2 separate regions of the Homo sapiens genome follow, and region 1 is linked to region 2. Evidence: chromatin loops called from intact Hi-C (ENCODE). Cell type or tissue: heart left ventricle. All regions are shown on one strand. Each heading gives the region's core, and the rest is flanking DNA. Links, peaks and the distances in the headings are about the cores only. Region 1 overlaps PRKAA2 (protein kinase AMP-activated catalytic subunit alpha 2). Region 2 overlaps USP24 (ubiquitin specific peptidase 24).

Region 1 (17,350 bases), core at 6,580-14,579, 1.6 Mb after region 2:
AGTAGTGATAGAAAAATATAATTTCTGATGCCTGTATAATAGCCCATGTGAAGTGAATTGCTTTTGTCTCAGATGAACCTTCATAAACATCCTAGTTACTGCTCACTTTGGTAGAGTTAGTTCAGAAACTGACTCCTGAAAATCAAAAGCTAGAAAGATGGCTTTTAAAATTGTCAGTTATTACAAACAATTATGGCCATTTGACTAAATTAATGAATTAGAAATCAAATTTAGATTGTTTCCTTATTGTTTTTTAAAATTAATTTTTAAAATATAATTCACATATCATAAATTTATCCCTTTAGATTGTATAATTCACTGGCTTTTAGTGTATTCACAAAGTTCCATAATCATTACGGCCATCTAATTCCAGAACTATTTTATCATCCGTGAAAGAAACTATACACACTAATAGTCACTCCCCATTTCCCCTTCCTCCTATCCCCTGGCAACCACTAATCTACTTTCTGTGTTTGTGCCTGTTGTGGACATTTCATATAAATGGAATCATACAGTATGTGGTCTTTTGTATCTGGCATCTATCATTTAGCATAATGTTTACAAAGTACTTTCCTACTGTAGCATGTATTAGTACTTCATTTTTTTTGCTTGAAAAATATTCCAGTGTATGAATATACTACATTTAGTTTATGCATTAGTTAACGAAGATTGAATTGTTTCTAATTTGTGGCTTTTATGACTACTGTTTCCATGAACATTTACATACACAGTTTGTATGGCTATGCTTTCATTTCTCTTCGGTGTATATACCTAGAGTTTATAATTGTCGTATGTTGTTGCTGCTACTTCTGTTTGTTTAGTGATTTTCCTGATCTGATTCTGTAAAATCTGTATTCTTTTTTATATATGGCTACTGAAATCTCTCTTTGGTTTGCTTAATGATCAGCTAGTGATTAGATAACAATTTCCTTAAATGCCCTGATCTAATAAGTCTCCCATCCTTTGCTAATGGGCTTTGTGTGATATTGGGGTATATCCTTAGTGCTCCAACAGGCAGTTGTAACTCTGCCTTAGCCTTCACTTCCTGCTTGTGCAGAGCCTCAAAATCTGCCAGTGGTGAGAAATTATGGCCCTTTCAATTTTTTCTCAGGCAAACACACAACTCTGCATTTGTTTCTGGCCTTTCTGAGTCCCAGAAATATATCAGAGCTTTCCAAAGACCCCTCTGGAAATTGTGTTTCCTAATTTTTCCTTTTAAGTGTTTTGGTCAGCTTTTCCTTTACCCAGCTTTCACTGCTGCTTCAGGCAGTTGCGATGTTAGACAGTTGCCATTGATTTTTGTTTTTTCTTTTTTAACAAATGCCCTGGGGAGAAGGCTGTTTGCAGGAGTAAGCTCTGAGTCAGGTCACATAAAAACCAGGCTTGTGAGTGGAGGTTTCCAGAGAACTGCTAGACATGTAAAATAATGACAGTTCTCTCATGGTAAGATTTTTGGGGAGCTCTAAACTATTCTGCTCCTCTATTCTCCCCACCTCAATGCCCCAGTGATTGTTAAGCTCCTGTTTTCTCAGCTCTGTGATTATGAGGCTGTTGGTTTTCAAGGCTGCCCAGGAGCTGGACAAAGGGAAGCGGACTTAGGGCAACTTAAAAAGCCACAAATCTCACCTTTCTTATTGAGATTCAGCCATTTTTCTTGAATAAACAGTCTTCAGATTGTTGCAAGCCTTTGGTTAATTTCCAGGGTTCTGAAAAAATTGATTTTCACAGTTTTTGGTTAATTTCCGGTGTTCTGAAAAAGTTGATTTTCACAGTTTTTGCTGGTATTTTATTGTTTTATGGAATAATAGATTTTTTGAGTTTATTTTGAAAGTGCTTAACTTTTCTATTTGTCATTGATATTTAAAAAATATTAGACATGTAACATAATTTTTTGCCTTCTTTTACTTCTTTTGTAGCTGGGTGTGGTGGTGTGCACCTGTAATCCCAGGTACTCGGGAGGCTGAGACAGGAGAATCACTTGAACCTGGGAGGCAGAGGTTGCAGTGAGCCAAGATTGCGCTACTGCACTCCAGCCTGGGTGACAGAGCGAGACTCCATCTCAAAAAAAAATATATATAGAAAAGATCTATCTCAAGTTATTTTTATTGCTGAACATTAATAGGTGCTTAATATTATTATATAGCCAATAAACACATGAATGAATTATTTTTTGTGTCCATACTTTGTCTATTTATCATATATGCAGCATTTATTGAGCATTTACTCTACTAGGTAGTAGGGTAGAGCTAAATAAGGTATGGTCACTATTTCAAGAAGTTGTCGCCGGGCGCGGTGGCTCACACCTGTAATCCCAGCACTTTGGGAGGCCGAGGCGGGTGGATCACGAGGTCAGCGACCATCCTGGCTAACACGGTGAAACCCCATCTCTACTAAAAAAATACAACAAAAAATTAGCTGGGCATGGTGGCAGGTGCTTGTAGTCCCAGCTACTCGGGAGGCTGAGGCCGGAGAATGGCGTGAACCCAGGAAGCAGAGCTTGCAGTGAGTGGAGATTGAGCTACTGCACTCCAGCCTGGGTGACTGAGCGAGACTCTGTCTCAAAAAAAAAAAGAAGTTGTCAGTTTACTGGGCAAGATTAAGAAAAAAATCAACAACTAAAAGAATGTATTGTGATAGAAAAGTCTAGTAGCTGTAGAAGTTTTATCTTTGTACATATCCTCAGGGCCTGGCACACCAGTATTTCTTACTTGGACTATTGCAACTAGCATCACCATCATCATTTTTATCTTTTCTTTTTTTTTTTTTTGAGATGGAGTTACACTCTTGTTGCCCAGGCTGGAGTGCAATGGCACGATCTCGGCTCACCGCAACCTCCGCCTCCCAGGTTCAAGTGATTCTCCTGCCTCAGCCTCCCTAGTAGCTGGGATTATAGGCATGTGCCACCACGCCCGGCTAATTTTGTATTTTTAGTAGAGACGGTGTTTCTCCATGTTGGTCAGGCCGGTCTCGAACTCCCGACCTCAGGTGATCCGCCTGCCTCGGCCTCCCAAAGTGCTGGGATTACAGGCGTGAGCCACGGCGCCCAGCATCATTTTTATCTTTTCAATTCATTTTCTATACCACAAACAAAATGATCTTTACAGAATGATAACTAGGTTATGCTACCCTGTCTCTTTAAAATCCTTCAATGATTTTCATCAACCACCAGTTCAAATCATGAGATTTCCTTTTTATGGCCTACAATTCTTAGAAATATCTGATTTCATTTGGTACTCCATCTCATAACTCATTCTTCTTTCATGATGTTGAGCTCATTCCAGTTCCTAGAGCACAGCATAACTCTTTCTTGTCTCATGGTCTTTGCACATATTGTTTCTTTTGCTGGGAATATCTGTTCTGCAACTCTTTGCATAGCTGACTTCAGATCATTCTAGTGTCAGCTTAAATATTACTCAGAGTGGCTTCCCTGATCACCTGCCTCTCATTCTAAATTATATACTCTCATTTTACTCTATGCAATTTCTCTTGCAATCTTTATCACAGGATTTGCATATTTGTATATTTGTAACTATATTTTATGTATATTTGTTTAATCTCTGTGCAGCTAAAATATAATCTTTGGGAGGAATGGTTCTTTTTGTCCATAGTATGTCCTCAGTAAATATTCAAAAATAAATTAATCAGTGAATAGAAGACATTCAGTCAGAATATATCTTCATCTGAACTTAGGGGATGCCCAGTTCTACCAGGTAATAATGCCTAAACAATCTCGAAGGAGTAGTTTGTGTTAGATGAAAATGGTTTGGTATTCTAGGATAACAATAGTAACATCAAGCACAAAGGCCCAGAAGTGTGAGAAAATAAGGCTTAGGAGAGCAGTTCTCAGACTTTTTGATTTTAAAATCTTGTAACTCTTAAAAATTATTGAGGACCTCAAGGGGGATTTTTTAAAATGTAGGCTATTATCTATCAATATTTACTACATTAGAATTAAAACTGAGAAATTAAGAAAATATGTAATTTACTTAAAAATAACTATGTTAAATAATACATCTTTCATGAAAAATAACCATATTTTCCAAAAAAAATTGTGAGAAGAATTACTTTATATCAAAGACAGCTAGGTTCTCATACCTTCTTCATTCAATCTGTTGCACTATTTTGTATTAGCTGAAGTGTGGTTTTCATACCTTCTTCATTCAGTCTGTTGCATTATTTTGTATTAGTTGAAGTGTGTAAAGAAGGTCTGACCTCACTCAGATAAGTGGTTGGAAAAGAAAAAAAGCATATTTATTATTATTAACACCAACTTTATCAGAAAGTCTTTAAGTATTGAGAAGCTGTTAAACTCACACAAATAATACAAAATTTGAAATTTTTGCTTGAAAGCTTGAATTTTATCATTGGCAACAAATATTGCTGGTTGTTTTCCTTAAAGCGATGGGCTTGCTTTTTTCATTTTTGAGAAAATGTTGTCCAAATGCCAAGTCTTAATAACCATAGTTATTCAAGGGTGGTGGGTAATTAACTTGCTCAGGATCACATAGCTAGTAAGTGGCAGAGCTAGGTCTAGAGACCAGATCTTTTGATTATATTCTATTATATTGCCCTATGTCTAAATTATTTGGACTTGCCAAACCATGTCTTACAATAATGTATTGTGGTGTTTTTCCTAGAGAGCATGAATGGTTTAAACAAGATTTGCCCAGTTACTTATTTCCTGAAGACCCTTCCTATGATGCTAACGTCATTGATGATGAGGCTGTGAAAGAAGTGTGTGAAAAATTTGAATGTACAGAATCAGAAGTAATGAACAGTTTATATAGTGGTGACCCTCAAGACCAGCTTGCAGTGGCTTATCATCTTATCATTGACAATCGGAGAATAATGAACCAAGCCAGTGAGTTCTACCTCGCCTCTAGTCCTCCATCTGGTTCTTTTATGGATGATAGTGCCATGCATATTCCCCCAGGCCTGAAACCTCATCCAGAAAGGATGCCACCTCTTATAGCAGACAGCCCCAAAGCAAGATGTCCATTGGATGCACTGAATACGACTAAGCCCAAATCTTTAGCTGTGAAAAAAGCCAAGTGGCATCTTGGAATCCGAAGTCAGAGCAAACCGTATGACATTATGGCTGAAGTTTACCGAGCTATGAAGCAGCTGGATTTTGAATGGAAGGTAGGAAATTATAATGTAATAAGATCATTTGTAGAAGCCATTTTTCTATATTATAAGCTGCTCTGAGCTCCTGAGTTGAGTATTAAGCCCAACTTTTTCTAGTAATATGCTATGCACATTAAAAACAAAACAAATAACCTCTATAAGGATGAAAAGTGGTTGATACTGGGAACCAACATATTTTGAATTATAGAAGTGTTCTTGGTCAAGAAAAAAGTAATCAACTAGAAATCATCTGAGAAAATAGCTTACCAGTTTCAGCATGCATCATAGCAATGAAAAATCATGAGTGTCTTCAAAGATAGTATGTTTTTACTTTCTCTTTTTTTTTTTAGGGAGGTTATTTTTCTTTTCTCTTTTTTTTAGGTGACAGAGGCAGGTGGCTGTAATAGCTAGTGGTTGATACAAATTATATCATCAGGACATATTTATTCAGTCAATAAACACTTTTCTCCAAGTTGTGATATTCTCTTTTATTTGGCTAGTGCTTTTAATACTTAGAGTACATTTTCCTTACTCTCAGCCCACAGTTTGCTTTTCTTAAAAATTAGTGCTCAATTTCATTTGAGTTCTATTTGAATATATGTGTGGGGAGGGGCATTTTTTCTTTTCAGATATGCCTTTCACTCTTGTTCTTTTCTTGAGGATTGTGAACTTTTAAAGGAAGAAGAAAAATGTGCAAACTTACCACATAAATATGCATTTGACGTGTTCAAATAAATCAGTCATTTTCATTTTATTATTTGTACATGAAATGAATATTTTCTTAAAATCATTTAAAAAACAGATCTCTCTGTTTTGGAGCAGTCTTATTTAGTTAAAAAAGAGACGTTAACATTTTTAAAATTCTGTACTGAAACATTTTGAAATTAGTACCACAGATGTTTTGAAAACCCAAAGCAGTGTTGTTTTTTTGTTTATTTTTTGTTGTTGTTGTTTGTTTTTTTGAGACAGGGTCTCACTCTGTTGCCCAGGCTGGAGTGCAGTGGCGCGATCTTGGCTCACTGCAACCCAGGGTCAGGCTATCCTCTCACCTCAGCCTCCCTAGTAGCTGGGACTACAGGCGCCTGCCACCACACTCGGCTGATTTTTTTTGTATGTTTTTGTAGAGATGGGGTTTCACCATGTTGCCCAGGCTGGTCTCAAGCTCCAGGGCTCAGGCGGTCCACCCACCTTGGCCTCCCAAAGTGTTGGAATTACAGGCGTGAGCCACTGTGCCTGGTCCTCTTTGTTCCTTCTACTCCATAATCATCCATGAACATGTTCAGGCAGAGACTGGACAACCAAATTAGAATTGATGTTTTAGAGTTGATGCTTATCTAGAGTGAAAGCTGGACCCTATGTAATCTCTGGGTTCTCTTTAAGTTTTTCCTTTATCTTTCACTTTTTTCTTCAGTACCCCAAATTTATTCAAGTAGCTTTTCCTTTAAATCTTAATTGCCATACAGTACTGCTTAGTGGGGATTAAATAAATACTAAAGTGAACTACCAGTAATATAAAAAAATTATTCGTATTCCTTTCCTACCTCACCCCTATTAATTATTTGTTTTGACTTTTTTTGCATAAAAAGGTAGATATTTTGTAGTTTATTATTTTTATTGATTTTTCACTTTAGGTAGTGAATGCATACCATCTTCGTGTAAGAAGAAAAAATCCAGTGACTGGCAATTACGTGAAAATGAGCTTACAACTTTACCTGGTTGATAACAGGAGCTATCTTTTGGACTTTAAAAGCATTGATGGTAAGGAAGCTATGCATGCATGAGCTCTGAGAAGATAAAACTTGGCACTAGTTGACCAGATGTTAAAATCATCTCGAAGACATCCGGTGGGTAGGTCCTGCACTGGTTTTTAAGCAATCTAGACTTAACCAAAATGTAAGTGAAGTGAAAAGGATGAAAGACATGTTGAATACCTCTTACCTGGCATCTTTCCACAAGAAGTATCTCCGTGGCGTAAAAGAATCATTTGAAGTGTTGGCCGTGGAGCACAAGTAAGGAACAACAGGGAAGCAGGTTTTACTTTTCAAAATTAACTGACTTGTCAGATTCTTTGTCATATTTCTCCATTCATATTTTATTAGTTAGTATTATAGTGTCTAAACTTTCTCCTTCATCACCTTTCCTCATCCTGGGTGGCCAGGGCGACCAAATAGGTCTCCATTGGGATTTGGGTTGGATTTAGGTACCCATGGCAATCAAGGAGCCAAAGGCGTCAGGGAAAATTGTCATGTCCAAGAACTTAGTGTGTGCCAAGAATTAAACTTGGGTAAACCAAATCTGATTATTCATTTCAGAGGCCCAAGTGGGATAAAACCAGAATAAACTAAGGGTCAGGTGCTGGATGGAACAAGAATGGAACGGAGTTTAGAGTTAGGGAAGTTGTTTTAAACGAAGCATTTAAATTTTACTCTTGAACTACCATCAACTATGTATGGTAGTGTTTATATGGATCCCAGACCTGTTTCATCGAAATTACATGTTGTTGTTATTAAAACGCAGATCCCTGGGAACCACTCCAGACCTATTAAATCAGAATTTCTGGAGATTGGTCCTGGGAATCGTAGAAAATGCAGTTTTAACAAGATTTCTCTCACTTTGCCCTCCACCTCCCCAAGGCAATATATGATGGTGACTTTTGTTTTTACCTTAGTGATTTTTTTTGTTGATATGCTAGAAGAAAATAAGTTGTCAAGGATATGCTTTCTTCACATGCAGAGATATCAGTTTGATTCCAATATCAATGCCGATTACTCCAATTTGAGCAGGACTTAGGGGCCACATTTTGACTGTGTGCAAGTCTTGTGATTGGTAGCGATGTTTGTTATGATTGTTGGAAGGAAGAAGACTGTGTTTCTACAACACAGAAACATGACATTCATTATTAAGTTGCCCTTGCTCAGATGTGTTTACTTAATATTCTGAATATCATAAATTCATAGGAAGGGCTTGGGCATATATACTTTCCATATAAATTGCTCTTCTTTGGTCCATTTCAGATGAAGTAGTGGAGCAGAGATCTGGTTCCTCAACACCTCAGCGTTCCTGTTCTGCTGCTGGCTTACACAGACCAAGATCAAGTTTTGATTCCACAACTGCAGAGAGCCATTCACTTTCTGGCTCTCTCACTGGCTCTTTGACCGGAAGCACATTGTCTTCAGTTTCACCTCGCCTGGGCAGTCACACCATGGATTTTTTTGAAATGTGTGCCAGTCTGATTACTACTTTAGCCCGTTGATCTGTCTCTAGTTTCTTTCTGTTATTGCACTATGAAAATCAGTTATATTCTTTAAATTTTTATCTTACTTTTGGATAATATCCACTGCAATACTAATTGAGAAACATGAATTATTTCCAGGGGCACACAATGCTATTGAAATTACTGAAAACAAAATATCTGACATCTTATTTACTTGTAGAAATCTGTAATTCTATTGTGCCTATGATAAATTCACATAGGCAATATCTTTAATAGGTTAATATCAATGAAGATTTTTAATTACAATAATGAGTTCACTACAGACGATTAACACACCACACTGGCGAACCATCTCAATGTAAGGGTGGTTTGGCAACACCTCCTTGCTTTGCTGTTTGGTGTAGGTAAATCTAGTTTACTTCCTAAATTTCAGTAGGCTTTATGCTGTGTTTATGCCCCCAATTTATTTTAACAAAAGAAGATTAAAAAGTAAAAGAACCACGAGTAAGATATTATTTAAATGTTGAAATCTTAAAAACCTGCCTCCAAGATTTCAGAAGCCAAGTTTTTCTAACAGTATTTGTACAAATACTGCCTAGTGTATTCAACAGAAGGACTGTGGTCATGTAACAGGTAACCACAATTTTCAGGTTTCTTAAAAACAGCTGTAACTAACTCAGGATTTTTATCTTGAGATTTCCCTGAATAATATATTTATCTTAAGAGCCTTCAAGTTTCAAATTAATATTGGAACATCTGGAATTGCAACAACTTTTGTCTTTTACATAAACTTACGTCATTTAAAAAATGTCTTCAAAATCTACCTTTCTCAAATTCTTTTTGCCTCTATTTATTTTTGCATTTCACCAACAGTGATAAAATAGTTAAATGAAACAAAGCAAAGTATCAACAGTCCCTTAAATGAGAATCCTTATCTTTGATCTTTATTTTCTGTGTTAGGTGTTAGGGTCCTGGTGCAGCTCATAATGCTAATTCTTCATTGGAAGCCACTCCCTTCACCTCACCTCACCTAGTCACTATTGTCTTTGTTCATTGTTTGATCCTGAGTGGTTGATTGATATAGCTTTGAATCTTTTCTAGTCCAAGTTTGAAAACACTGTTCTGGCCCTAAGGGCTGGCTATGACCTTTACTGTTGAACCTGATAGGGCAGGGAAGCTTTGAACATCAAGAAAAAATTTTTATCTTAAATAAATAAATATATATATTCACACACCAGTGCTTTTAAGCAAAAACCAGTTTTTTTGTTTGTTTGTTTTGCTTTGTGCAGGTTTTCTTTAAGATTAAAAAAACACAAACTATAGCAGGGTAGATAATAGTTTATTGATTATATTTTGTTTTAGTAAAAGTATTTAATTTTAAATTCTGTGTAATTTATCTAATTTGTATTTATTCATTTGTTATTTTTATGTTGTAATTAACACTTATTTACCTGGATTACCCTAAAAAAATTAAGCTCTTGAAAACAAAAAAATGACATTACCTTGACAGGCTTCTCTTTGCCAAAAGTAATGTATGTTCTGCCAAGAAGCAAATGAGAATGTTAGACTAAGTTTCTCCTGTGTTAGTGGAAAACAAGTGTGTCTATCTTTAAATATTCTTTGAATCAGGAGTTTGCGTTGTGTCACATCATATGGCTTTGCAGATCTTTTAAAAACTGATGTTAAATAACTTATAAGTCCAACTTCTTAATATCAAGATAAATGAATAGTTCACCAATTTGGGAAGGAGGGCGGGTTGCAATTTGAGATAGTTTAAGGTTTAATTATTGAAAGACTGCCATCTTGTGGCACCAAAAGGTAATTTTTACATGATTATTTGTATAGTGATAAGCAGTCCTGCTGTGTTAGCCTGGTCCATTATAGATATGGCATAGTTTTGGGTTCTCTAAATGGGTCCATACCTCTTTTGGGAAAAAACAGGGCCACCTCATAATATTTGCCTGATTATGAATGGAATTACCTTAGAAATAAGGAACTAATCAGATTACTTAACCCCAATGACAAAATCCACAAAAATTTTGAAGGCAGAGAAACAGAAGGAATCCAGTGATGTTTTAGCTCCATTAGTCTAATAGGTCAGATATTAAAAAATTGTTCATATCAAAATTACCTTATATGGATTATTGCCATGTTTTTTGAGAGTTAATTATTTACTGTTTTCTAATTCTTGCCAGTATTTATGAACAGCTGTAGCTTGATATTTACCTACTGAATTTTAGGAGAACTAATGGTCACAGTTTGGGTTCTTTTATGTGTATGTTTTTAAAACAGCTATTTTGTGAATCTAGGTGGTTGGTTTTTAGAAGATTTCAGGAGATGCAGTCCAGCACAATTAGAGCTGGAACATTGTTACAGCAGGCTTTTTGTTGCTCATGGGCAGATAGAGGGAAAGAATCAGTTGTTAGCCCCAAATTTCCACATTTCAGTGTTGTAAACTCTGAATGTGATAGGTAGATGTGGGCTAAGAATAATTTCCTCCAGTGAAGACACGGGAGAAGAGCTTCTATTATGAGGTTATAGATAAGGCCTTAGTTATATCATGGAAATGGACTCCATGTAGTTCTAGAACTGCATTTCCCAAAGTATATCCTGTGAGATGCTCCACAGAAAAAATGATTGCATGGACTAAGTTTGAAAAATGTTGCATGCTACTCTTCCCCTCGAAGATGACAGTGGATGTCAGCATTAAAGACTTTGACAGGTCTTTCTGTGAAAAAAAGAAAGCCACATAACTTTGTTGAACTTTGCCCAAATTAATTTTTCATTTTAAAAAACTTAATAGCCCATGAAAAGCAAATTTGGGAAATACATTTTTTAGGAAAATACTGTCCCAGAATGCCATAATTAGGGTAGTTAATAATTAACACTTCCATTTCTCTTACTGGTTGTTGGGAGAATCTGATTGAAAATTAGAATTACTTTGTTTTAACTTGCAGACATGTTCATCGTGAGTGAATGCTGGATTAAATAGAATTTTCTGTGTCTGCAACTTGTTTCATGACACCTTGGTTTTCTTAATCATCTTGTATTATTATTTGAGTGCAACATTATTCTTATGCATGGGTGACTGAAAAACCTGAAACAAGATTACTTGTTAAAAAAAAGTCTAAGAGACTAATGACTCATGCTTATGGCTCAGTGGGTAATGAATCAGTGTCACTGATTCTTACTTTTAAAATGTGTAGTCAGTGAACATTTTCTAAATACTTTTCTTTGGGATACCATATGAAGATCTAATTCCTTATGTTTCAGTGTAGGAACAGCTACCTTCTCAAATAGAATATGCAGGGAGGGAAGTAGGCAAACCATTTACAAGTTGGGTTTTTGTTTTGATTAACCTGTTAAGAGACACTTTTGTAATCTCTAGTGTTTACATTCCTTTATACTAGCTATCTATAAAGAGAATCCAGAAGGCTAAATTAATCAGAAATAATTATATTTCTATGTCAGGGTATTGGCTATATGTAGCATGAACAATTCTCCATTTTCTGCAAATGGGTTTTTCAGGACAGTTTTATAATTCTGAGTTTGCTTTTTCTTATTCCCTAGACAGTTTGTACTCAGGGAATACAAATTGATTTTTACTGTTAAATGAGACATAGTTTAGAAAAAATCATAAGCAACTATTGTAGATTTTTGATCTGTTTGGATTTATCTGTAGCATTGAATAATGTGCAGTGTACTGAGTTAATGTAGGCACCTCACTTTGGATTTATAAAATGTAAAAACCTGGAACATGCCTGCCACAGACACCACTTTGTCTATTCACCGGGTACTAATTTACATCCTATTAATGGTTGTAAAAGCTGAGTGTCTAAATGCTAGACATGTTCACAATTTTGTCTGTTTTTGTTTATTTGTTTTTAAGACCCAAACCTTTTCAATCTTGCATTTATTTACTTGGTTCTCCTGTGTCACCCTGTGGCTTTTTAAATAGGGAATGTAATTTATTTTAATAGTAGTTCTCAAAGACTCTATTAAAAACTCTGGACGAGGGATATGTGCAATCTGTTGGTAAGTCACATCCTATGTTTGGCCTCATTTTTATAACTCCTAAAATGAGAAAGGTAGATTTTAACACTTCTAAGGTACCTTTGAGCTTTAAAGTTCTTTTCTGCTTTTCCATATGATTTGTGTTAGTGTTCACTTTTTATATATTTAGAGTTTTTATATGAGTGTGAATGTTTCTGTTTTGATTTGGTGAGGCATGTCAGAGGTATATACTTGAATATTTTTCTAAATACAGCTGCTGGAGGAATGCAAATGGCAAAAATCATCCAGAAAACCAAACACGGTGAAACATCACATCCATTTGGCATGAAGCAAAGCATTACAAATTTGGAGTGATGAAAGTGTTCCATATATTTTTTATAGTGATTTTTCGATCTAGAGACCCTTCATATTGTTTACTTACTATTACGATAACTTTGAGAGGTAACCAGAGAAAGCATTTTTGCCATTTCCAGATGAGGAAGCAGGACCAGAAAGCTCTTCATAAAGCTTTAACACCATACAAGTATCCAGCAGTGATCAATTGCTCTTTATAGGAAACCACCTTTCCTCTGGGGAAGAACAGTCTGAATTAATAAAACATCAGAGTGGTTGAGTAGTAAAAATAAACACAGATGTATTGCTTTCAAGTCTTAGAGTGACATAAAGTAGTCTTAAATAAATAGTTCTTAGTTTATTTTAAGCAGTTGATTGTACTAACGAGATGTAATTATCTGAAGTATTTATGATTAGCATATTGGTTTTTATAAGTATTTCTGAGTTATTGAGGGTGCTTAAAAATGCTGAAGAAACTTTAAAACATGATTCTTCTTATAATTTTATGTGATTCTTATAGCACAATCATTTTTGAAAAAGGAAAACTAGGCTGGGTGTAGTGGCTCATGCCTATAATCCCAGCACTTTGGGAGGCCAAAGTGGGTGGATCACCCGAGTTCAGGAGTTCGAGACCAGTCTGGCCAACATGGTGAAACCTCGTCTCTACTAAAAATACCAAAATTATCCGGTGTGGTGACAGGCTGCTTGTAATCCCAGCTACTCGGGAGGCTGAGGCACGGGAATCTCTTGAACCTGGGAGGCAGAGATTGCAATAAGCCAAGATCATGCCACTGCATGCCAGCCTGGGTGACAGCACAAGACTGTCTCAAAAAAAAACAAAAAAAGGAAAAAGAAAACTAGCCCCAGTCCCTGTCTAAATTGTTATAGTTTTTGACTATTATCTGAATTAGTCTTATCCAAATTTCATATGCAGATTGATTTTTCATTTTGTATGTATATTACATGATATAACTATTTTCATAGAATATATTTCTAATTTACAAACACTGAATTATTAGCTTGATAGAGTTTCTCCCAAACCTTATAAAACTTTGAAATGTACTTATGTTTGAGCTTTAAAAATTATAAAAACTTCATTTAAACAAGTTGCTGGCATCATTACTAGCCTTTCCACCTATAATTATGATGCATTTGATGCCACTGAACAGTAATAGCACAAAGAACAGGTCACACAGTCTAGACTGGATTGAGTTTTAATTAAACTTCTTCATCCATAGCCTGATAAGAATCAGGCTGGGTCTAGAAGAGTTATCAGACTGTAGGCCTGTATTAATTTTGCAAGCTAATGTTAATGTTTACTGCCAGCCTTGCATAGCAATGCCAGTTTGCAGTTGTGACTATGATGTGACTTTTGGTAAAAATGGTTTATATCTAAAGTAGTTTAGATTTTATGGAAGTGGCTCTTGATTGTTTGGACAAGCAGGGTAGGTAAATTTCAATTACGTTTGAAGTGTAATTAAATCCTAGAATAGAGCACTCTCCAGAAAAAAAAATGAAAAAAGAATTTGGAGAATATCCTGGCATGAAAACTTTTTTGAATAATACGTAGAATTTTGACAAGGTTCATACAGTGCATACAGTGTGACCTTTTCTGAGGTGGGCAGGGAGGGTTGCTACGTTGTGTTGATTTAAAATTTCAAGGAGGAACAAAAACATTCTAGCCAAGGAGAATTGCATTGTTATTTTTTTTTCTACTAATTTAAACGTGCATTTTTCACAGTTACACATTTAAGTTTTGCTACCAAAAATGGCCATTTTTCTAGACAGATAACATTTTCCTAAAGTGGAAGAGAGATCCACTGTTCTAAAAAAAAAAAAAAAAAAAAACACTAAATTGTGCCTTCTCCCTTAAATTATAAGAAGAGTAATAGTAAAAACTTGTTTAAACTATATTTTCTTTTTTTCTAATCCCTCTCAGTTCTCCTTAGATCTGCCTCCTACAAATGATCATGTTGTTTGCATCTGCCTGATTGAGTTCCCTTGGTCAAACCTCTCCCTATCACTATCAGAAGTTGTTCACTAAATGTATTTTCCTATTTCTTTCATGTTGATTGACTTTATAAGTCACCTTGGTAAACATAACATTTGGCTACCTTCTCATGCTTTATAAATGAATTTGATGAATGGCAGTTTTTATATTTTAACCCTTTAAAAAGTTTGTCAAGGAAACAACTCAGAGCTAAGAACAAAATCTAACTTGGAATCAGTTTCTTCCTTTGGCTGCTGAAGCAGCAGCAAGTCACGTAACCTCATTTAGTTTTTTGATTTACAAAATGTGGATAATAACCTACCTCACAGATGTGTGTGAGCAACTGTTTGAAAGCCCTTGTTTAAATACAGGGTTTATATCCCCACATTCAATGTAAATTCCTTTTTTTAAAAAAAATAAGTATCTTTGATACTGATAGGATGAGTATCTTGATTTTTAGGTAAGATCACAGTTTCACAAATTGTGGTGTTGTTAGGTGACATTTAATATTTCTTGAGACCTCAAGTATTCAAATATCAAACTTGTCCTGTGTTGTAACAAATATTCAGAATCTCTTAAAATGTTGGCTGAAGCTGCCTTAATGTACCAAAATACAGCTCTCAAGACTGTTCACAAATATCTGTGGTTGTACAATGTTTTGAACATTTAATGTAAAGTTGTTGTAGAACTGTGAACTCTAAGGATAGTATCTTTATTGTTTTAGGAAGAATGGTTGTGTTCTTTGTCATGTATGCTTAAATATACAGTGGATTTTGAATGCAACAAATAAAACTGAAAACAGCCATTTGGTTGTGTCATGACAATCATAATATAGGATATAATATTTACTTTTTTTCAAAAACATCCTGCATTCATTCATTCTTAGCATACCTTTGAAAAAGAAAAAAAAATCCATAGGTTGATACATTGACCCATTGAAGTACTTCATTACGTATTTATTGAAAATTTTTTTTAATTGTTGAAATTGGGACCACTTTTTATAATTGGTTTCAAGAAAAAAAAATGAACAGACTTCCAGTGCTTTTCTGTTCAAATAAACTCCGATTCAAATTTCAGTTTTGTTTGTTATATACTTTTTGTGAGTGTTAAATGATATGGGAAGGATTTGTCTTTCATTAACCATATGGAAAAGATGTCTTCCTGAATTACATAGCATTTCATAGTTACAGATTCTTCCTAATTAATGTTTGCACCATATGAAACTCATAGGTAACAAACACAAAGGAGAAAAGCAGCCTGTCTGATTGCTTATAAGCTTTTTTCACAAAATCAAATTAAAAGTCTCTGATTCATTTGAAAGCTATTTTTGTTTCTGCTCCATCATTATGCTGGTATTCTGCACACCAACTAATAGTTACAGGAAAGTTGTTAGTGGAAAAGATTGCCTATACTCATTGGTGATTTCACACCATCTTTTTTCATTTTTGTCATCTTAGTTGTACATTATAGTTTTTAACTTGAGTTATTGCATTGGTTTTCTACTGTTGCTGTAACAAATTACTACAAACTTAACGACTTAAAATACAAATTATTTTATTGTTCTATATGTTAGAAACCCAGCAGGCTTAGCTGGTTTTTCTGCCTCAAGTCACACAAGCTGAAAACCAAAGCATTGATAGGGCTGGGCTGTGGAGGAGAATCTGTTTCCAGTTGCATTGAGTTGTTGGCAGAATTTCATTCCATGGTGCTGTAGGATTGAGGTCCCTGTTGCCTTTTTGGCTGTTGGCTAGGAATCATTTAAAGCTTCTAGAGGCCATCATCCCTTGGCCCTTGGCTCCCTTCATCTTCAAAACCAGCAACAAGTGGCTTATGGGTTGGATCTCTTCTTCCTTCTCTTCAACTACATGTTTCTGACTTGCTGAGACTGACTTTACTGCCTTCCTTTTCAAATTTTAAGGGCTTATGTGATTAAGTTGGGCCCACCTGGACTATGTGCTTTTTGAAAAGCATACTTTAGCCCTCATGAAAAAGAAAAATGCAAGCATATTAAAATCAGGATATACAGGTAAAGATTTCAATTTGCTTTTTCTAAACTTGAAGGAAAAGAATGGATTTGTTTTTATTAGTGAAAATATTTTTTATTTCCTAAATTGCATAGATAATAGATGCTTCCTGTAGGAAATTTGAAAAGTGAAGGAAATTTAAAGAATCAGAAAAATCTCACCCATAATAAGAGGCAGCCACTTCTTAGTTTTGTTATTGTATGTTCATATTTTTCCTCTTCCATTTCTTCCCCCTAGAATATACCTTTTAAAAGTTTTGAAGATTTGCAGGAGAGGGCCTGGTCAAGAAGGTTGCTATGACATCTTAGAAGAGTGAGTATATCACAGAGAAACTCAGAAGCGGGAAGGGAGGTCTTGGGACATCTTAAGGTTGCTGGAGGGCCTGGCCTATATGTCAGTGAGTTTATGAGTAGGCCAGTGTTAAGCCTCTGTTACAGTAAAGTGCTTTAGTATGCTGCCTTTTATCTGATGATGCCATTATCTTTACTATATTTTTATACAAAATTGAAAATAAAAGGTAAACTTAGTCTTTCCATTGAAGCTTTATGCTCAATTAGGGTTTCTAGGAGACAGATGACATCTGCTTAGAATATTACTGAAGTCTTAGTTATGGTGTTTACATTTTGAAACCTTGCAGATTAATAATGT
Region 2 (13,117 bases), core at 1-8,000:
CTGTACTGAGGACATCTTGCTACTTTTACTTTCTGTTACGTGTTTTGGTAAGTAGAGGCAACTCAGCTATGGCTATGTAAGGCTTTTGGTGTCCTCATAGGGTGAAGGGGAGGAAGTAAGAGGAAGGAAACCAACATTTGCTAAAAGCCTGTCAGGCGCTATGGTAGGTGGCCTGAAGATAAACAACTTAAGGAATATGCAGTACAACTAACTGAGGAAAAATGAGGTTTTTTTTTGGTTTAGTAATTTTTTTTGGATGAGTACATTTAAACTTTTTAATTGAAGAAAAAAAGAAGTGACATAAGAGGGAAGGATTGGGGTAGACAGTGGAAGGTATAGAAGCAGCAAAGGAAAGAGGACCAAGGGAGCCGAGGGTACCCTGCAGAATCTACAGAAATAAAGTTAGGAAATCAAGGCCAGAATTTCTGAACACAACAGTGGAACTTGGGAATTTTAAGAGTATCAAAAGCAGAGGGAAGGGTAATCAGTTGGGGGAATAGAGGTAGCTGAGGGTGGGAGGGGAGTAAGAAGTGGGTGATCTTGTCTTACCCTTTGCTTAGTTTCTGTGTAGCCTGGCAGGGAGACATAATCCCCAGTCAGCCCACCTTGCTGCCTGGCAGGAAAGGGCATAGCATAGAAAAACACCTTTAGTGGAAGTAAATAATTCACCCCCCTGCCTGGAGCCATATCCAGGGGGCTTTGATCTTCCCACTGCCCCCCTTCAGCAATGTGTACTTTGTAAAAGTCCATGAAAGCACTTAGTAAACTGAAAAGTGCTATATAAAAGGCAAGATATTATTGTTTAGAATGAAATAATGGTACACCAGTATTTCTTTACTGGGAGCAGTGGGGAAATAAAAAAGAAAGAATATTCCTTTCGAGTCTCACAAAATAACTCCAAAAATTCTCCTTTTACTTTTTGAGTTTTGTTATAAAACAACAGACATAAATGAAATGACTGCAAAGAGAAGCAATAAAGATGCAGTGATGCAACTGACTAGAAAAGCTAAGTAATGTTTAGCTGTAACAAGGAAGGAATAATGGTCAGGAGGGATATTCTGGTTTCAAACGCCACTTCCCTGGAGGGAGGGAAAAATCCATTCAGCTTTGACCTTTTATATATAAAAGAAACGTGTCTGTTGCTGAGAAGACAAGACCATTTTTCTATGGACACCCTTTTCCTCTTACTATTGAAGGTTCTAAACATCTTCAGTAACTGGATGAATTTTAATCATAAGGAGAGGTTGCTAAGTTATTTGAATCACTGAGCTAAGGAAACTGGAAAAATTCAAATTGTATCTGAGTGAAAAGAAAGCAATGTTATTGAGTTAAAAGAAAAATTCCTCATAACCTGAGAATTACCAGCTCCAGTTTGCAAATACCTTTTAAAATTTCTAAAGCTGGGTTACATGTAGAAAATTCACCTGGTCACATTTCAGTGTCAGAAATATAAAACACAAAGTTCTTCAATGCCCCCAACTAAACTTTGTGATCAAACACAACATAAGAAATAAAAGCCCACTGAGCTAAGAGTCTCTTAATATACCAATGAAAATTAGTTGGCAGTATCCAAGATCCTTTAAAGAAATACTTAACAAAAGCCAAGGAATATGTTTTACTAATGAAATTATTAAGCCACTAGTTATTCTACCAAAACTTTTCTTATGTTAATAATAAAATGAAAATCAGAAAGCGGAAGCCTTTCCAGTGCTAGGCTTTAAGTTTGGTCTGGGCACCCTGAGGGTCTAGGTGAGAGGACAATGCTGCTCCAATTAGGGCTGCTGCAACAACAGAAGCACAGTCCACTGAGCTGGCTGCTGTGATCAGCCCTCTCAGAGGAGAGGCTTGAGGCTTAAGGACTGGAACAACAGGAGAGCTGCAATCATTACCGCTCAATCTGCTAACCACCACCTCCAAGGACAGTCCAGAAGTTCACAGTAACCTACAGTCCCAGTCCCTCTTATACAAGTCCGTATCCAACCCTACCTTCTAAAATGAAGCCCCAGCAACAGATACTCACTGAATGACTGCCTATAGAATTACTTTAGGAACATGTCTAAATGAAGAACCTGAAACACTACTATGTGCAATCGATGACTGAACCTCCTTCCTTTCTCTCTCTCATACTATGAATGCTCCTCCATTTCTCCTTTATGGGAGAAAAACAAGCACAATATTTATTTGGAGTCCACTGTACTTATTAAAACTGTGCATACTTTAGATTTAATTTTAAAAAGAAAAACTAAGTTGAAAATCTTCTAATTTTATGAAAATTATATAATAAAATTACTCTTTGAATGTGATCCTAGATTTTTTTTCCCATTAAGAGCACCTCCCAAGCTTTAAATAATAAAGCATAGGTCATAAACAAATTTTTAGACATCAAGTTTAATATGAACATTAAGAAACACTAAAACATACTATTATTTTAAAATTGTGGTGTAATTTATTAAAGGAAATTATTAAACTAGTATACCTTTTAGTTGGTTCCATCTGCAAATTCTTACCTTGAATCCATCCTTCTTGTTTTTTTCCAAACCTGACCATTCTCCAGGCTGAAAATTCATTTTAAGAGAAATATAAGTGACTTGGTAAAAGCAATACCTATAATTTCCCGATCTTGGACTTTAAGGTAAGAGCTTCCAGATATGGCATTTAGTTTAATTTACATAACAGGGGAGGAAAATTATTTGGCTCTAATTACTCAGGGAATACTGTTGCTCTAACAACAAAATCAGATAAAAGCTGAAACCAACCCTCTTAATATCTTCTATGCACTTGATGATGTAGCTCCTCTTGATTGCTTCTTTCACTGCATATGCATCACTAAGGATTGTCAGGTGCTCCTCCAAGGCCTGCTGAATAAGGCTACTGGGCAGGGTTGGAAGGTGAGCCAGTTCCCAGAGTACGTCTAAAACCTACAATAATATTACATATGATCAGCCAGCCAATATGCAAATAGCTGCTTTGAGCATTTGTAGCTAGAAAAATCCATTTGATTCTCCTGCCTTTCCAGAAGTGGTCTCAAAGCGAGCTTCCCGGCCTATTCGTCCAATCAGGCTCAAAAGCTTCTGTCTTACTCTATCACTCTCAGTCTCCCAGCTCTGTAGAACGGAAAAGACACAGGAATTGCTTCACGATCAAACTGGCAAAATATGCAAAAATTTTAAACTTGAGCTAAAAACATTAACAACGTAAGAAAAGTACATTTAAATACTGCTAACTGGTGGGGAGGAGGGGTATTCAGGACCTCAAAAGAGCTTATTTTAAGAAAATTTAAAAGTAAGCAAGTCTGACTGAACACGTACCTTCTGAATGAGAACAAACAAATGATTAAGCTGATCTGAATTAAATTTCACAGCCGCTGCAGCAATAATAGTATGAATGTTCTCAATCACAGTAGATGATTGTCCTGACTGGAAAAGGAAACATTGGAAAAAAATTAAGTCTTGGAACTCGGAACAACCTAAGTCTTCCCCCTGGCAACTTACAGAAGCACAAGCAAAAATATAACAAAGACAAATTGACTCTAGTGTAATCAGCATCCACTTGCATAATATTGGCAAGACTATATGAAGCAACCATTATTAATCGTTATCAGCTGGCCTTATTTAAATTCCTAGAAGCATTAATTCTTTAAACCGACAATGAAAAAAAAAAACCCCATGAGAATCAAGTTCTCAGTGTGACATATTTCACTTCAAGAAGAGAACAAAATATTTTCAACTGCTGAAAGATTTAAACAGATTGAATTATAAAACAAATGTACCCACTTTTGACATTTTATAAATGATCCTGAAGGTTCCAATTGAGCGTATTACCTGCCTCATTATTTATTTTACTCATAGATACTTTGTGATTTCAATTAATGTTTATTTATCCTATTGGCAGTAAGTCTTTGCTGCAGAGCTATAGACCCTATTGTCAACCTTAAGGTTTAAATTCACTTTATAACGTCAATTATGTCACTGTCATGCCTCACTGTTCATCATGTGAGATGTGAAATCAAAGAGGACATTTTTAGATTCAATTCCTTAAGAATTTTCTCAATATATACTATGCACATAGAGTCATTCATTGAATGTAGTAGGAATATACAATATATAAATCATGGTCTCTAATCTTCAACCTAAATCTTCAACCTTATGTGGATTCAAAATTTATACTCGCAAAACAAAATTATATGAGTGTATTCCACCAACGTCAAGACATGGGAAGTAATATCTTGGGACCCGGGACTGTTTTCTTTTACTCCTGCACCTGACTTTTTATAGTCTGCTCTGTAATGCTGGGCTGGGAGCCTGCCAACTACATTTCCCAAACTCCTCTGCCAGCCAACTTCCTGTTACGTTCTGCCAATGAGAGGAAGCGCTGGGAGATGAGTGGCAGGATGAAGGATGAAGTACGTCTGGCTTAGGTTCAGAGTGGATGCAGATGCTGGCTGTGGCTGCAAGGGACTCTGGAAACCTTGGTGGCAGTAGCACCTCTTTGACAGTTCCAGCACTTAAAGTAAAAGCACCTCCAAGAGCAGCTTCATTTCCTTGAACTTAATACCCCTTCCTTCTTTTTGCTTCTCCAACATTCTCTTTTTTTGCTCCTCTACCTTACTTAGGAAGACTTTTGTAAACAATCCCCTGTAATGAATTCCCTTTGCTTGATATACCTAGCATAGTTTCTACTTCCTGACTAGATTCTGACTGATACAGTGACTAAGTTGATACAGTCAAAGAGTGCTCCAGGTTTTTCTCTGGCTTACCAACTAGATGAAGAATAATACCATTAATGAAATAGACTGGAGAATGACCATGTTTGGATATAATGAATTTAAGATGCCAATGCACTATGCATGGGAATGTGTGTTACATATTTAGATATACTGCATTGGAGCTCCAAGAAGAGATCTGAATTAGAGATTTAATTCAGAGTCAACAGCATACAAATGTAGTCAAAGCCACAGGAATGCCTGCAATTGACTTATGAAAACCAATACAGTGAGAAAAGGGCTAAGAACTAAGGCTTGAAAAAAACAAATAAAGTCAAAGTAGAAGAGAATAAGTTAGTAAAGGGGACTCAAGGAGCAATGCTAGGAAAGTTAGGAAAACCAGTAAAATGGACTATGACCAAAGTGAAGAAAAAAAAATTGAAGACTATGTTGGATTCTGTCACACCTCTTGACAGTCCTAGTAAGATGAGATCTACAAACTCACCAATCATCTTTATTTAATAGGGACTAAATGGGAAAAAAATTATTAATGAAAATTAATAATATAATGAAAAGAACACTAGATTGATAAACAAAGACACACACCTATTCCTAGCTCTGCCACTAACTGCTATATGACCTTCTCATTTTTTAATTTAAAAAATTAGAAGACCAGACTAGATCAGCAGTTTGAAACTTCTTGTGGTGAGTGGATTTACACATACAATCTTAATAAAAACCTGAAACTGTAAAGTGGGTTAGGTACAGCTGCTCTGTTTAAAGCAAGATAAAGTTTCCGTTTTCCTGCTCTCTCATCACCCTTTTCGCTCTCCTGTAGTCCAAAAACATTAGCCAAAGGCAAAAATAATTCTGATCAACCTACCTGTATCTTCCAAATTTTAGTGAGTTCATCTAACGACAATTTACTACCCAAGAGTTCAATAATTCCCTTTATACGGTCACAGTATTGTGCTTGGTCTATGTTGCCTAATTGAAGAAACATGAGAGAGAAAGTCAGATATAGTGAACACTGACTCTCTAAATATAATTCTATTGATTCAAAACAATAACTTACTATAAGATCATTTAAAGACTAATACAGTCAAAGCAACAATTTTGTATACTTTTTAATACAAAGATATATTATTTAAATTATGTGTTAGGTAATTTTTATTTTTGAAAGCAACTTACCTTCCAGTGCAATCGACAGAACTGAGTTTTCAACTAGCCAATCTAATAATCTGTCTGTATCTATAGCATTCTTCACAGATTTGGATAAAGTGCTATCTTCTATTAGTTTGGTTACCTAAAAAGATAAGATTATTGTGACTGAGTCTAATATACATTATCAAATATTTATATAGATAGATAGATAATTTTTACAATGTTACAATGTGCTTCAATAACTAGCCAAAATATATCAAAGGCCAGTTATAAGAAGTTAACAGACTACCATTTGTGATGTCCCTTTAAAAAGAACATGGAGGGCCAGGCACGGTGGCTCACGCCTGTAATCCCAGCACATTGGGAGGCCAAGGTGGGTGGATCACTTTAGGTCAGGAGTTTGAGACCAGCCTGGCCAACATGGAGAAACCCTGTCTCTACTAAAAATATAAAAGATTAGCTGGGCGTAGTCGTGGGCGCCTGTAATCCCAGTTACTCAGGAGGCTAAGGCAGGAGAATTGCTTGAACCTAGGAGGCGGAGGTTGCAGTGGTCCAAGATTGTGCCACTGCACTCCAGCCTGGGTGACAGAGCGAGACTCCATCTCAAAAAAAAAAAAAAAAAAGAACATGGAGTCATTCTTACAGCTGTCATTCCCTGGACCACTGCTAATTGGCTCAGGGATGAACATCTAACCCAAACCTCAATCAGGCACTCCCTCCAAATTTTATATGTGGAAAGTATACAGAAGTGTCAGGAAGACACTTCATATGCAGAAGGAGTGAGTCAGTCCCTCTCCGGTGATGGGAACTGCAGGATGTGAAACATCGGATCTATTCATTGTCTTGATCTCTACCGTATGAAAAATGCCAAATGCAGGTAGAGAGGCAGCAAGGCCAACATACTAAGAAAAGCAGGGACAAGACTTGGACAGAGTCCTGACAGTGGTCAGCTTGCAAATTCTAGTTGTTCTGTTGCCCACATGTGCCCATCCTTTCTTGTCTGGCTAGTAAACCTTTCATTCATGTAAAATAACCCAGCCTCTTTTCAATGAACTCCTCTTTTGGTCTAAAATGGTTCAAGATGAGTTTCTTTCACTGGTAGTCAAGAATCCTAACAATACAAAACCGAAGGAAAAAATAAGTGAATTATAACTGAACTGCATTGGCTCCATGTGTCACACACCAAAACCAACTGTGCTGTTTCTGTGGATATGATAACAAATTCAGAAAGCTACAGAAAATTATTTCCATCATTTTGCTTTGACCAACACTGCTGCAGTCATTTAGTTTTTGTCCCAACCCCAGTTAGAAGATTTGGTTTAAGTAAACTTACACCTGAAATAAAACAAAACCAACTGTACCCTTAGAGCAAAAGTAAATCTCAAACTGTATATTCTAAGGGATTATATTCTAGGAAATTTCACAAAAACAGTAAATATTTTAAATATTTCAGATGTAAATTTTGAAAGTAACACAGAAGATGTCTTTACCAACAATTATATACAACATTTTATACACAATCATTCTCTTTTTTATATGATTACAATAAATTATTCATATTTCCCAAAATTGTTATATTAATAAGCATACATCTTGGCAGAACTTAGTATCTGTGCATTAAGTCTTGTAGAAACAAATGAAAAACTTACTTCTTTGAGAGAATTCATCTTAGCACTGAAATGTGGTGATTTCAGCATGCGCAATAGAATATCTAGTCGAAGGTCATCCACAATTGTCACCAGATCCGGTTGGAAGCGCATGCAAAGTAACTTAACGGCAGACAAGAGCTCAGGGATGCTAACCAATCTCTTTTATTGAATAAAAACAAAAAAACAAAAAAGGAACTGTAAAAACATTTTGATCCCAATTCTTATAACATACACAAGAATATAGGGTAACAGTGGTCTGGCAGTATCTGATATTTTACAAGGCCAATTAACTTCATTTTGCTTAGAAACAAAACTTAGCACATGGGTGAGCAGTAAAGGAAAGGGAATGGTCCTGTGAAAAATTTAGGGTAGACAAAATAAGTCATATTAAATTTAAATGGTAAAATTGCTTTAAACAACTCTGGGTAAGTTGTAACACTGTATTATTTTAAAACTTTCTCTATGCCAATTGTGATACCATCAAAATCATGTTAGTAAAATTCTGAATGGTATCACTTACTGAGAACACTGTATTAACTCTATTGACTAGAGGTAACAACCACCAATGGTGCTTCAGAAACAGCACTTTTTAATTAGGAAATGTAAAGTTAATTCGATGTGAATGCATGTGACCAGAATTCAAAGAGCATGGTGTGTGAACCCTGCTAAGTCCTGGCTCTGCTTCTGTGAACTAACTGGCACTGGGGCCTATCTGGCTGGAGAAGGCATTTACCTTGTCTTTGAGGTCTTTCTCTTCTACACTCCGTACATCCTGGATTGTAGTAAGAATGACTGGGTCTAGCATGGGCTGTAGAAATAAAATGCTACAGTTAAGAACTCCCGAAGCTGTCCCAAAAGTAGAGAGAGAATACTTCTTCATCTACAATTCACAAAGGAGAAGGTGCAATGAAAAGATAAAAATTTTCATATCAGAGCAGCTACTAACTAGCTAATACTGCCAAATAAACCCTTAACTGACTCTGCTTAATCTTAGGTGCCTCAGCTTCTTTACTATAATATGAGTACATTTTCTGTCATTACTATCTTATAAAGGTAATTTTGAAGAGTGACTCAAGACACACAGTCTAACTTTTAAAACACAGCATGAATTGTTTTTATAATAAATATTTTGTGCTTGATTTTTAAAACTGAATATAAACACAGACCATGGAAATTATGCTGTCATATGAACGATTTTTGCTTACTGATGTGAATGAGGCCTATAGATGAAATTCATACAATACACTGCTCCAGAATGGTAACACAACCAGAAAACTAACTCTGAAGAGTATGTGAGAATGGTAAAGTATTAGCTATTAATACATCTAAATTACCACTTCCATCTAAGTAAGAAAATATTTAAAACTTAGCTGATGAAGAAAGAGATAAACAATATTTGGCTGTCAAAGCCAAGAATACATTAGCAATGAGCTAAAATGACATCAGGCAGTTATCCAGATAGAATTTCTTCTTTTACACTTAATGCCAATTGTATAGGAAGGAGAGCGAGCTGTTATGGTTAAGAGAGTCATAGTGCTCTTTTCAGCACATGCTGTTTAATCCTTACTGCAACTCTTGAGACAGCTATTACTATTATGGCCATTCCACAGATTAGGAAATTGAGGCATACAAGTTAAATAAGAGTCTTCTGAAGTCATACAAGTAGCAAGTAGTAGAGACAACTGTTATGTAAGTAACATGTATTATATGAGTTTATTGCTGAATGAATTTAATTTTGGATGGTTTGACATAATTAAAATAAAGATGAAGTCAGATGTGCTTGGTTGGGAATTCATACACTTCTTGTTCTTTTTAAGGTACACTCTGTTTACATATATAAAATCTGGAATTTCTAAAGACCTTAATATTAGTTAGCAGCTGGGGTATTTATGCTAAATTCTCTTCCACATAGCAAGGCATGAGCAAAGAGCATGTGTTTAAAACCCAATCCTGACCCTGATTATTAAAGTATTAATGTTTATTATTAAAATATTAAAAAGTCCAATCACTTTGCCTCTTTATGTCTTAGTGTTTCAACTATGAAATTAATGATATTTATATGCTTAATAAACTGAAGGAACATTAGCTGTTTCTAAAGGTTTTAATATACAGAATGGAGAAATATGTAAACAGCCATCCTATTTCACCTAAAACTCTTGCAGGATTACCTTGACATCTAAAGAAAGCATTTAACATTTAGAAATTACAGAAATTGGCTAGGTACAGTGGCTCATGCCTGTAATCCCAGCACTTTGGGAGGCCGAGGTGGGTGGATCACGAGGTCAGGAGTTTGAGACCAGCCTGGCCAGCATGGTGAAACCCCATCTCTACTAAAAATACAAAAATTAGCCGGGCATGGTGGCACGTGCATGTAGTCCCAGCTACTCAAGAGGTTGAGGCAGGAGAATCGCTTGAACCTGGGAGACAGAGGTTGCAGTGAGCCGAGATCACACCACTGCTCTCCAGCCTGGGCAACAGAGCGAGACTCTGTCTGGAAAAAAAAAAAAAGAAAAGAAAAGAAAAAAGAAATAACAGAAATTTCCAGAACCTACTAAAAAAAAATCCTATCTCCCTTATTAAAATGGCCCTAAGTAAATGTGATGTTGGAAAGAACAGTGCATTTAAAAACACTGCTCCAGAAGGACACTGTGCTTTCAAAACCATTTATGGTGATTTTTTAAAAGCTCTATAGAAGTTATAGGGTCCACAGACTTATTTATAAAAATAAATAAACAGAAGTATTTCAACGTGACATTTTGTTCGGTAAAACTTGTTAACTGAAATGAAGGAAACAGGATAGCAGAATAGGCTTTTAGCATTAGAAAACTGAACACTCACAGCTTTGACTGTTCTATGACCTGCTGACTTACAATCCTACGGAGGTAGGAAATCAGACAAGATGTGCTGTTAAGCTGGTATTCAGAAGTGAGCAACTGAGCCAGTAAGTGAGCCTAGCCGATTTAATACATAAATACTAATCTGATTCAATACATAATGGCATTAAATCCTTAAATAATCCTGTGAAGCAAATAAGGATATGCTGCCTACTTTATAGATAAGAAAATGAAAAATAAATAAAAATTATATTTTATAAAATGATAAACTGAAAAGGTAAATGGCCTTCTCAAATGTTAGGTCTCCTATACTTCAAATTATTCAACAATTTTTATTATCTGATGGCATTTTTATTAAAAGGACAGCTAATGTGAAAAAAGGAGTTACTCTGGATTAAAGACCACTCTGAATAACCTGATAAAAAGAAGTTATTACTGTTTGCATGTCTTCAATCATATGAAGTAATGTGAAATGGTTTAATCCTACCTGTACCACGGAGGAATTGAGGTACTCTGCACACACTCCTAAGGGCTGAATCAGTGCTGAGACAGCCTGGAAAAAGACAGTGAAGATTAAAAATACATTTGAGAGGATTTTTTTCCTGTCAAAATTAAACAAATCCCTTTTCATGTATCAGAGAAAAGTTTAAATAGTGAGTTGATCAAGTCATGAATAGAAGACTAGAGAAACTAAACTCCTGGATAGAAAGAATTGATATAAAGATGTCAACCCGCTTAAATTATTATAGAAATTTAATGTAATTTAAATCAGAATATGTCAATAAAACATCTTTGGAGAATTAGATAAAATGATTTTAAAGTTACATTGTAGAATACTATACATTTTTTTAAAAAAGGAGAGAATAGCTGAGGCATGAAATATTCCTTAAACAAAAAACACTGAAGGCTTACTTGAAGAAAATTATAAAACCTTACTAAAATACATTAAAGCAGCCCAAATAAATGGGGAGACACCATGTTTCTAAATGGAAAAGACCATTATTGTAAAAACATCAATTCTCTCTGCACTGACCTATAAATTTAATGCAATTCCAAACACGATCTCAGTAGAATTTTCTACAGCAGAACCTGACAGGTTGACTACACCCAGAACATTAAAAATATGGAAACAATAAAAAATTTTTTTAGAAAAGAATGATACTGGGCAGAAGTGACACTACCAGTAATGAACACAATGTTGCAACAGTACAGAAATGAACCAAATAATGAATGAATTAATAAATGACTGGAACAGAGGTCCAGAAACAAATCCATTGGCACACGGGCCTTTGATATTATTAAGCCAGCAACTACAAATAATAAGGAAAAGAGAGATTATTCAACAGAGGATCTAACAACAATTGGCTACCTATTTGGAAGAAAATAAAATTAAATCCCTATCTTTTCAAATATACAAAAATAAATTCTAAATGAATTCAAGGACTAAGTTAAAAAAATAAAAATATGAAAGTATAAAAAGAAAAAATATATTTTTATAAACTTGAGGTGGGAGAACATTATCTAAGCAAGTTAGAAAACTTTTAAGACACCAAGGAAAAATTTGACTACGTAAAAGTCTGAAACTTCTATATAGCAAAAGATACCATCAATAAAAATGAAAAGAAGCAAAATACTAGGAGAAAAGATTTACAAATATGCAAAATAGATACAGCATTGATAAGCTTAATATAAAAATAATTCCTAAAAATTAACAAAACACGTCACCCAAAGAGACCTAAATAAACTAGGTCAATTCACAGAAGAAATACAAATAACCAATAATCATATGACAAAATGCTCAAGTTCACAAGAAATCAGAGTATTACATATTAAATAATAAAATACCATTTTTTGTCCATCATACTGGAACATTAAAGATTGAAAATATTTAGCACTAATGAGACTATTATGAAATGGGTTTGTGGGAGTACTGATGGGCAAAAAAGCTTTTTAGAAAGACATTTAGCACTGTCAATTATAATTTTAAAACAAATATACAGTTGACCCTTGAACAAACAAGCTTGAATTGCATGGGTTCACTTACATGCAGATTTTTTGAACAAAATGAGGACTGAAAATACAATATTCCTGGGATGCAAAATCTGCATCCCAGATTGAAGGTTGACTTTTCATATACGTGAGCTCTGCAGGGCTGCCTACAGGATTTGAGTATAGACAGATTCTGGTATACCCAGAATCCTGGAACCAATCCCCCAGTATACCAAGGAATGACTGTAATCTTCAACTCAGAAATCTCATTCTCTAGGTATTGATCTTTCAGAAATAGTTGCACGTACATGAAGACATATTTATAAGGAACACTCTCTATAATAGCAAAAACATAGAAATAATCCAATGCCCATTAGTAAGTGTCTGCATCATGGTATACCATTTGCAGAAATATATCACTTGCAGTCATTAAAAACACTGATAGTACTAACCTGGAAAGATGACCATGATATTATGTTAAATGAAAGTATACAACCAGGTATAGCTTGATAATTTAGGTTTAGGAGAAAAAGAGAGAGAGAGAAAGAACATGCATAGATTTATATAAATTCAGGGAAAAGCCAGAAAGGCATCTGTTAAACTGGTAACCGTTACCTAGGTATGTGTGTGGGGATCAGGAAGAAGGATGAGCAACAACTTTCATTTCTTGTTTTGTATAGGTGTTTTTAACTAGTGGGCTTGTGAGTGATATTTTTTCCTAGTATTTTTAAATTCCAAAGTTGTACTCAGACTTAATATTATGGCCTAAATTTATCCTG

The links. Hi-C counts contacts between places; a loop is a spot of excess contacts. Peaks named below come from ENCODE experiments on the same cell type or tissue, not always from the same donor. Only the 100,000 strongest peaks of a DNase experiment are listed, where the experiment ranks them.
Region 1: a loop joins it to region 2, with 2.6 times the contacts of the local background. A loop is called at or near these places in 10 of 110 quality-filtered maps.

Annotation. Positions count from the first base shown.
Region 1 is chr1:56,699,334-56,716,683 of GRCh38, forward strand. PRKAA2 (protein kinase AMP-activated catalytic subunit alpha 2) reads left to right here. Exons shown (of 9, transcript NM_006252.4): 7 at 4,638-5,142; 8 at 6,759-6,885; 9 at 8,142-16,002. The coding sequence ends at 8,380. Among named protein-coding and RNA genes, the nearest start is that of PRKAA2, 63 kb to the left of the region's middle. In heart left ventricle, for the core only: CTCF peaks have their summits at 10,142 (motif pointing left) and 10,342; no DNase peak of the experiment used is centred there.
Region 2 is chr1:55,151,363-55,164,479 of GRCh38, forward strand. USP24 (ubiquitin specific peptidase 24) reads right to left here. Exons shown (of 68, transcript NM_015306.3): 8 at 10,837-10,902; 9 at 8,249-8,323; 10 at 7,516-7,674; 11 at 5,894-6,008; 12 at 5,586-5,689; 13 at 3,309-3,416; 14 at 3,009-3,104; 15 at 2,757-2,918; 16 at 2,508-2,555. Among named protein-coding and RNA genes, the nearest start is that of USP24, 57 kb to the right of the region's middle. In heart left ventricle, for the core only: no CTCF peak of the experiment used is centred there; a DNase peak (open chromatin) is centred at 4,369.